Linked DNA regions of Homo sapiens: all the other regions are linked to region 2. The links are chromatin loops, found by intact Hi-C in ENCODE. Cell type or tissue: mammary epithelial cell. All regions are shown on one strand. Region 1 overlaps NPAS3 (neuronal PAS domain protein 3). Region 2 overlaps NPAS3 (neuronal PAS domain protein 3). Region 3 overlaps NPAS3 (neuronal PAS domain protein 3).

Region 1 (2,500 bases), 67 kb before region 2:
TACATTGGCTGGAATATCCATTATGATCCATCTTACCTATTTGATTAATTTGTAATAAATCTAGCCCTTTGGAAGCCTCTTGCTGCATTTCTGGACGGGTTACTCTTGTAGAAGGTTTATTTAATATGTGTCTCTGTGTACCTATATGAATGAAAATTTAATATGGTTTAGAAGCCTTTAAAAACACACACGCACATAGTGTTTGCTCTGAATTAAGTGCTCATATTTGACATAGCTTTGCGGTAAAAATCCATAAACGTATAGGCAGACAAAATTGTTTAGAGGACAGTTTCTTCAGAAATTCACGTGACACGTGATATCATTTCAGGGGATGAAATATCATATTTCATATGACCAGTAAATGTAATTATAAATACTAGATTGGAATCCTTATTTTTGTGTTTTTTTAAAAACTTCTTCTCCTTATGGCCTATATTATTTGAAGTGCCACCGCCACATTGCAGAGTTCACCTTCAATTTGATGCAGTGATGTAGTTGTATCCCTGTGGGTGAGAAATGTTCCTCTCCAAATAACTGTAGCAGCATAGCAGGAATATTTTGAGTCAACCTTCTCTATATTATAGCAAGATAATAAAAACGCCTCTACTCTTAACCATCACCATGTACTGAGGAAGGCATAACAAATTCATTTTCTGATGTTGGAAATAAGATCAAGGTGGGAAACAATACCCCCATTTTTCGGACAAAGACATTGGGGACCGGAAAACCACATTTAAGACTGTGTTAATTGTCTTTTATAGCAAAAATAATGAGAAAAATAATATTAGCCATTTTTATGGTATATATCCCACCCTACTCCTTTGGTTATATGTATTACCACCATGTACACTAAGAAAGCCAAGGAAAATAGTTATCTTACACATATGTTTTGTGCTTGCTGAGGTAAACGATGAGTGAATGGTGCTTGCGGTGTGGAGAAAATAAAGAGAGGTTAATTGGTACATACTTGCCTCATATTCCTTATCTGAATGTTTTACATTCATATATAATATGGAACTGTGTAATATGTGTGTTTACTAATTACGTCTGATGTCTGTCTTAACTTTGTCACTCTCAGAATATCCTTATAGGCATGCACCATGTGTCAACTGAATTACACCCATAGTCTGAGCCACACACTCTTCTCAGCACTCTAAGATAGTTAGACAAATACTGTCTACTCAGGGGAATTATAATCCAGTAGAAGAAATTAAACAAATACAACAAAAAGTAAGTTAAGGCAAACTAAAGTACATTGGGATAGGTACTGTACTTCAGTGATTCAGAGGAGGAAGCACGTTCCTATTCAGCTTCAGAAATGCTTCAGGAATGAGCTGGACTGGTTTGATAGAAAGAGAAAACAGCATGACTCAAGGCACAGGGACCAAACATCTTAGGAATAGTTATCTGACATCATTATTACTGTAGAGAAAGGAGAAACCTTGGATACTATAAAAAGACACTGGCCCAGGCAAGGTTGCAGTGAGCTGAGATCATGCCACTGCGCTCCAGCCTGGGCAACAGAGCGAGACTCTGTCTCAAAAAAAAAAAAAAAAAAAAAAGATCCTGGGCCAGGCATGGTGGCTCATGCCTGTAATCCCAGCACTTTGGGAGGCTGAGGCAGATGGATCACCTGAGGTCAGGAGTTCGAAATTAGCCTGGCCAACATGGTGAAACCTCGTCTCCACTAAAAATACAAAAAGATAAAAATTAAAAAAAATAGCCGGGCGTGGTGGCAGGCACCTGTAATCCCACCTATTCTGGAGGCTGAGGCAAGAGAATGGCTTGAACCCAAGTTGCAGAGGTTGCAGTGAGCTGAGATTGTGCCACTGCACTCCAGCCTGGGCGACAGAGCAAGACTTTGTCTCAAGAAAAAAAAGACCCTGGCTAAGGAGAGTCCAGCAAAATAAATCCCTGCTACAAAGAACCAGATCAGTGCCTGCCATCGATCCATGATGGACCTCCCTTATATGTGTGGGGCCACAACACACCTACGCCTTGAGACAAGAGAAAGGTTATGGAGGCCCTTGAGTGTCAGGTAACGGATGCTATTGTGTCCCCATAAAGCAGATCCTAGTGCTAGGCATATAATAGCCAAAAATAACTATAACTATCTTTAATCAAATACCTACTCTGATTCAGATGGACTTTGGGGAAATTTTTTTAGGTTATCTTTTCATATTTTGCTCCTTCTTATCCATTAGGTCTCAGCTTAAATGTCACCTCCTCAGAAAGACTGTCTTGACAACACTGCTGAAAGTACTGCCCTCTCTAAAAGTCCTCCTTACCCTCTACAACTGCATCCTGTTCCTTTCCTTCATAATACTTAAGTCTTAACTGCATATGTATTTGTCTGTAAATTTGTTATTCTTTTTCTTCCTGCTATACTATCGGATTTTTAAGAACAGGAACTAGAGCTGTTTTATTCACCACCCTATCCCAGCACCTTCAAAAAGTCCCTCTCTATAGCAGACACTCAAAAATTGGTCAAATGGTGATA
Region 2 (2,500 bases):
CTTGTAGGTTTTCTGAAAGCTATGAAAGATTCTTCCTAATTCAGTTTTATCATAAAAGATTTTGTTGTTGCTGCTGAGATGGAGTCTCACTCTGTCACCCAGGCTGGAGTGCAGCGGTGTGACCTTGGCTCACTGCAACCTTCGCCTCCCAGGTTCAAGTAATTCTCCTGCCTCAGCCTCCCAAGTAGCTGGGATTACAGATGCCTACCACCATGCACAGATAAATTTTTTTGCATTTTTAGTAGCGACTGGATTTCACCATGTTGGCCAAGCTGGTTTCGAACTCCTGACCTTAAGTGATCTACCGGCCCACCTCAGCCTCCCAAAGTTCTAGAATTACAGGTGTGAGCCACTGCACCTGGCCCATAGATTTTTTATGATTAAGCTCACAAGGTGAATCAGAATAGCTGAGGGAACACTGTCTTGTTTCCTATATTCAGACTGGCTGTCTCAGTAATGACTGCTGGTAGAATCTTTCTCAAACCTCTAATCTCTTGTAAAGAAATATACTCTACGTTTGTCCTCATCCCCCAAAAATTGTGTACTTAAAAGCACATATATTGAAATATCTTTCAGTTTCTTTTTGAGACTGAATGTCAGGCTTATAACTAAAGGAAACTTTCTCCAGTTCTGTTTTCCTTTATGTAGAAGCAATATAATGACTTTTGTCCATCTTCTATTAAATAGAGTCACTTAGACAAGAACCGTCTCCCTGACCATGAAAAATGGGAGGGAGGGGATTAAATTCTATTTGTAGTTGAATGCTGCTTATGACAGTGAGGAAGAACAATCAATATAAGAAGCTAGTACAGCCAGAACATGGTAAAAAAGCACCTCCCTTCAGACAGCAACCTTCAAATACTTTATTCTAACTGCTGATTTCCATGCTGGTCAAGCAGGATGAGGTTCTATTGTTACGTCAGCACACACCTGGGAAAGTTGCCTGAAATTAGTCAGCGTTGGATGAGTAGCCCTGATTACATTTTGTGTGCTCAGCTCATACCAGTGACCTTGAGTCAAAGCATTGCTTAATAAGAGTTTGTAGTTCCAGATCCCACATCTCATCGCTCCTTCCACCATCTACTATAAAGTTTTTTATTGTTGTTTTCCTTAATCATACTTGAAAAAAAGATATAAAGTATGTCTTTGATAAATTTTAGGACATTGACTTCTTGACCATGGTGTGGATGCTAATTATTAACACCTGATTAGGAAGTACCAGTTCCCAAAAGTGGGAAATACATCTTCCTTTACAGCTAATTGCAGAAATCAGTGCTTTAATTTTGTTGAGGAAGTTTTGCCATGAAATGTTTTGTTGAGATGCAGATAAAGAATTTGTAGAAGCAAGGAGCACTTTTCATTAGAGAAGAAGAAATTCTTTGGGATGGAGGTGGTTTGGGAAAGTATCAGCAAGATGAGAAGGCCATAAAGGTGGCAATAAAACCCAAATGTGCTGAGATTTACAACAGACCCCAAAAGACAACATGAATGTGCTCAAGTTATCCCACCTCAGTTTTTGAGATGTCTCTGGAAAAAATGCAGATTATTTATATAAGTTCAAAGCCTCATAAGAAAATCATGAGCAGAAAATTCCTCAGTATATTATTTGCTATGTAAAAAAAGGCAGAAAAAGATGGTCACCAAATGAAGTTTTAGAGTCTTGGACCACAGGAAGTTTTCTAATCCTGGCATTTCACAATAATGAAGACCTCCATCTGTTGGTTTTTAAACACTGAAGTCAGAGCTCTGCATTTTGTTTTGTCTTCAGTGGCTTTCAGTATTTATACAAATATATATATAATACTTACTGCTAGATATTCTGGACAGTGTCCACATCTGGACACTGAGGATTTTTGACATGTGAACCACTTGCTTTGAATCTCCTAATTGTCAAGGTGAGTGAGATATATAGATTTGGGGGGTGGTTGGTTGAGGCTTTCAGAGAAGGATAATAAAGGTGTCAAGACCAAACCCATGTGTTTTGCTCATCTAAGAGAGCCACTTTTATTTTTTGAATACTCAGGAACCAGCTATTAATATTTTGCAGCAATAATGAGCTTATTATAAGTTTATGTACATGTAATCCCAGTTACATAAGACCTGAAGAGCAAAACCCCCAATCCACATCAATCCCCCATGCGTTGATGTGAGCCAGATGGAGAAGGGGTTGTAGCAAAACACCAATGTCTTTGACATTTGCAGCCAGTTTCCCTGGCTTTCTCTGGATCCAGGTGGCTCAGGATGAGCTCACAAATATCATCCTCCATCTATTCATTGCTTTCGCTCATTCATTCATATTTATTCCAAAAAGATTTATTAAGCACCTACTATTGTCCAGGCACTGTACTAGCACCAGAGATACAGTGATGTGCACATTAGGCAGGCCTCTGACTTCATGGTCCAGAGGTTTTTGGTGACCCTACATCCCTGTTAGGAAGGAAAAACTTGGGCAGAACTCCTACCCTGAGCAGATCTCTGCCTTCCTACCACACACGTTGTG
Region 3 (2,500 bases), 58 kb after region 2:
TTGAAAATGCCTTTGTTTGTGGTCTTTGGTGCCTGTGAGCTAGCAGGGCAGTACTCATTGCCACTTAACCATTTGCTCACACGTTAGCAATTCTTCAGCACTCACGAAGAGATTTGAGTGGGTCCTTATTTATAACATTTTTTTTTTACCTCTGTGGATCCAGAAACTCCCCCAGAGGTATAGAGTAATCAGCAGCAATGACTCAGGCAGCAAAGATTATTGTTCATGTGCCTACATTGTGGTAGCAACAAGGAGATAGTGTTTCACAGTAGGAGCTGTCTTGTAGTATCAGCTGTCCTTGAAGTAATGGGTTTCAATACTTTTGAAACAAAAGTGCTGTTGATCAAAATGATGTGAAAGTCAGGTATATTATTTTCTCATGGAAGCAATGTTTATGTCCTTAGGCTCAACTGTGTGATATGAATGACCACACACTAACTTGCTTAATGAACTAGATAGTCTAAGTATCCTCAGAGCATAAATCCTTCCAGAATGCACCAAATGGCATAGCACAGTAAGCAATTTCATACACTTACTCAGTTTATTACATCTTCTTACTCTCTCTCTCTCTCTCTCTCTATATATATATATATATAGCCACATGATGAAGAAACACCTGTATCATCATGAAAAGAAGGCTTCTTTAGTAATATTTTTGACCAGCATCTTCGAAGTGTATTAGGATCACTTGATCACTCTTTGATATACTTATGCTGCCTTCTGTTTCTTACTGTATTGTCCCCATAGCAAACAAAAGCGGTTATGATCTAGTTGTTAGTCATTCTGTTGTATTTAGAAATGGCAGGTCTTTATTCTTTCCTGAACTATCATCTCATTAACACCAATTGTTTCACCTTGAACCAATTTGATTTTAAATGCATGAAACAACTGCTATTTACACTGAAATTTTTACCCTCTGACTCGGCATCACTTTGTTATTTCACAATGTCAAGGATGCCTCCCAGTTGTGGCTTAAGTAGTAGCCAGATTTGAAGCATTCAGGGGTGACTCAGTCCTGAATCACAAAATCTCCCACCATTCCATCCCAGGTCACATCTTGCATGTTCCCGTATATAGTTGGTTTCAGCTGCTTTTTCCTTCCATTGATAATATTTTTAATTCTAGAGCTCATATACTCAGATAAACATGTAAACCTATAGATACATAGTCACTCAAATGGCAGGCCCATTGTATAGAACATCTTACTAACTCTTGAAATTACCTCGAAAAATAATTGCCCATCTTCATAACAAAGATGGATTTGTTAATTTATAGTCACTGAACACCCTTCCTTGGTGATAACCTATTTAACCTCCCCTGCTACCCTTTCTTCTCTCTCACCCCTCTCCGTTTGATTTTGCCCCCAGGTTACAAGAAAGGCTTAGAACTCTGTAAAGCAGAGAAGGGAACAGATCGAGACTAGCAGCCTGTGGGACCCTTTTGCTGAACCCACCAGGAAGCAAAGTTACTGAGATGAATTTATCTATAAGGGGCTGTCTGCCCACTACAGGAACAGAAGCTGCTATCATGGGTGTGACCAGCTTTGTGTTGTGAATGTAAATCATTCCATTTCAAATTGCTACAAGCTGACTTTAGGTCCATTGAAAACTTAGGTCCAAATAATAGTCCTGCATATACACAAAAGTATAGTCTTCCAATTGTGTCACTTTTTGAAAATAACTTGGGCATGTACCATTTACATCCCTAACCTATTTAATGTTTTAAAACATTTTTCACAGAAAACTTGTTTAACATTAAACTCCTAGAAAGGAAGGCTTTATGGAAATCTAAGAAAAAGTGTCTAAAAATAATCTTTGAAGGCCCAATTTATAGAATTCCAAGTCAATATAAACATACATTTTCTGCTTGCTAATGAACTGCCATAGTTTGGCTTACAGGGACAGCACAAAAAGTATTTCTATCCTCTGGACTGGCATAGAGTTGAACACATCCCAGTGCGTGTGTGAAGCCAGGCTCAGAGGGCAGTGATGTCCTCACATCTCTCCCCTGGGTATGGGAAGACAGCCTGCTCTCCTTTTTAGTGGTCGTTTGGCTAAACCACTGTCATTTAGCCTCATAGTCCATCATCACCAGTGAAGCCCTCCAGAATCTCACTTGCCATTGTCTCTATTCTAAATTTACTCTAGTTTGTCAATGTCCCATTGGTGCTGAGGAGCACAGTGTGGCCTTGTGCTGCCCCCCAGAATTCTAGATGAACAGCAGCGAATTGTGAGGGTCCTTGCCTTGCAGTTTTCCTCTGTTGAGGAACTCATCCTGTGAAAGTACCCGTTTCCCAAGAACTTACCATTGGGAGGTAGAGGGAAGCACCCTATACAGGCAATAACTCAAATTTGAGTTCATTCTAACCAAAACTGGCCTTTGTTTCCATTCTTTAAAGGAACCCACAATGCCCTATAGGTTATGTATTCATTCAAATGACAATCCCAGTATACAAAACTTGATTGTCTCTCTGTCCATGCACCTCCTGTCCTAAATGAAG

What was found. Peaks named below come from ENCODE experiments on the same cell type or tissue, not always from the same donor. Only the 100,000 strongest peaks of a DNase experiment are listed, where the experiment ranks them.
Region 1: a loop joins it to region 2, with 9 times the contacts of the local background. A loop is called at or near these places in 2 of 110 quality-filtered maps.
Region 3: it touches region 2 in a loop (5-fold over the local background); 2 of 110 quality-filtered maps call a loop at or near these places.

What each region holds. Positions count from the first base shown.
Region 1 is chr14:33,521,912-33,524,411 of GRCh38, forward strand. All of the region lies in intron 4 of NPAS3 (neuronal PAS domain protein 3), which reads left to right. It overlaps LOC124903299 (a long non-coding RNA gene), which reads right to left. Exons shown (of 5, transcript XR_007064111.1): 4 at 37-141. Among named protein-coding and RNA genes, the nearest start is that of SNORA89, 190 kb to the right of the region's middle. In mammary epithelial cell, no CTCF peak of the experiment used is centred here; a DNase peak (open chromatin) is centred at 1,370.
Region 2 is chr14:33,588,557-33,591,056 of GRCh38, forward strand. All of the region lies in intron 5 of NPAS3 (neuronal PAS domain protein 3), which reads left to right. Among named protein-coding and RNA genes, the nearest start is that of SNORA89, 120 kb to the right of the region's middle. In mammary epithelial cell, no CTCF peak of the experiment used is centred here; a DNase peak (open chromatin) is centred at 945; H3K27ac peaks cover 1,215 bases.
Region 3 is chr14:33,646,713-33,649,212 of GRCh38, forward strand. The region is part of intron 5 of NPAS3 (neuronal PAS domain protein 3); the gene reads left to right. Among named protein-coding and RNA genes, the nearest start is that of SNORA89, 61 kb to the right of the region's middle. In mammary epithelial cell, no CTCF peak of the experiment used is centred here; DNase peaks (open chromatin) are centred at 229 and 979; H3K27ac peaks cover 1,573 bases.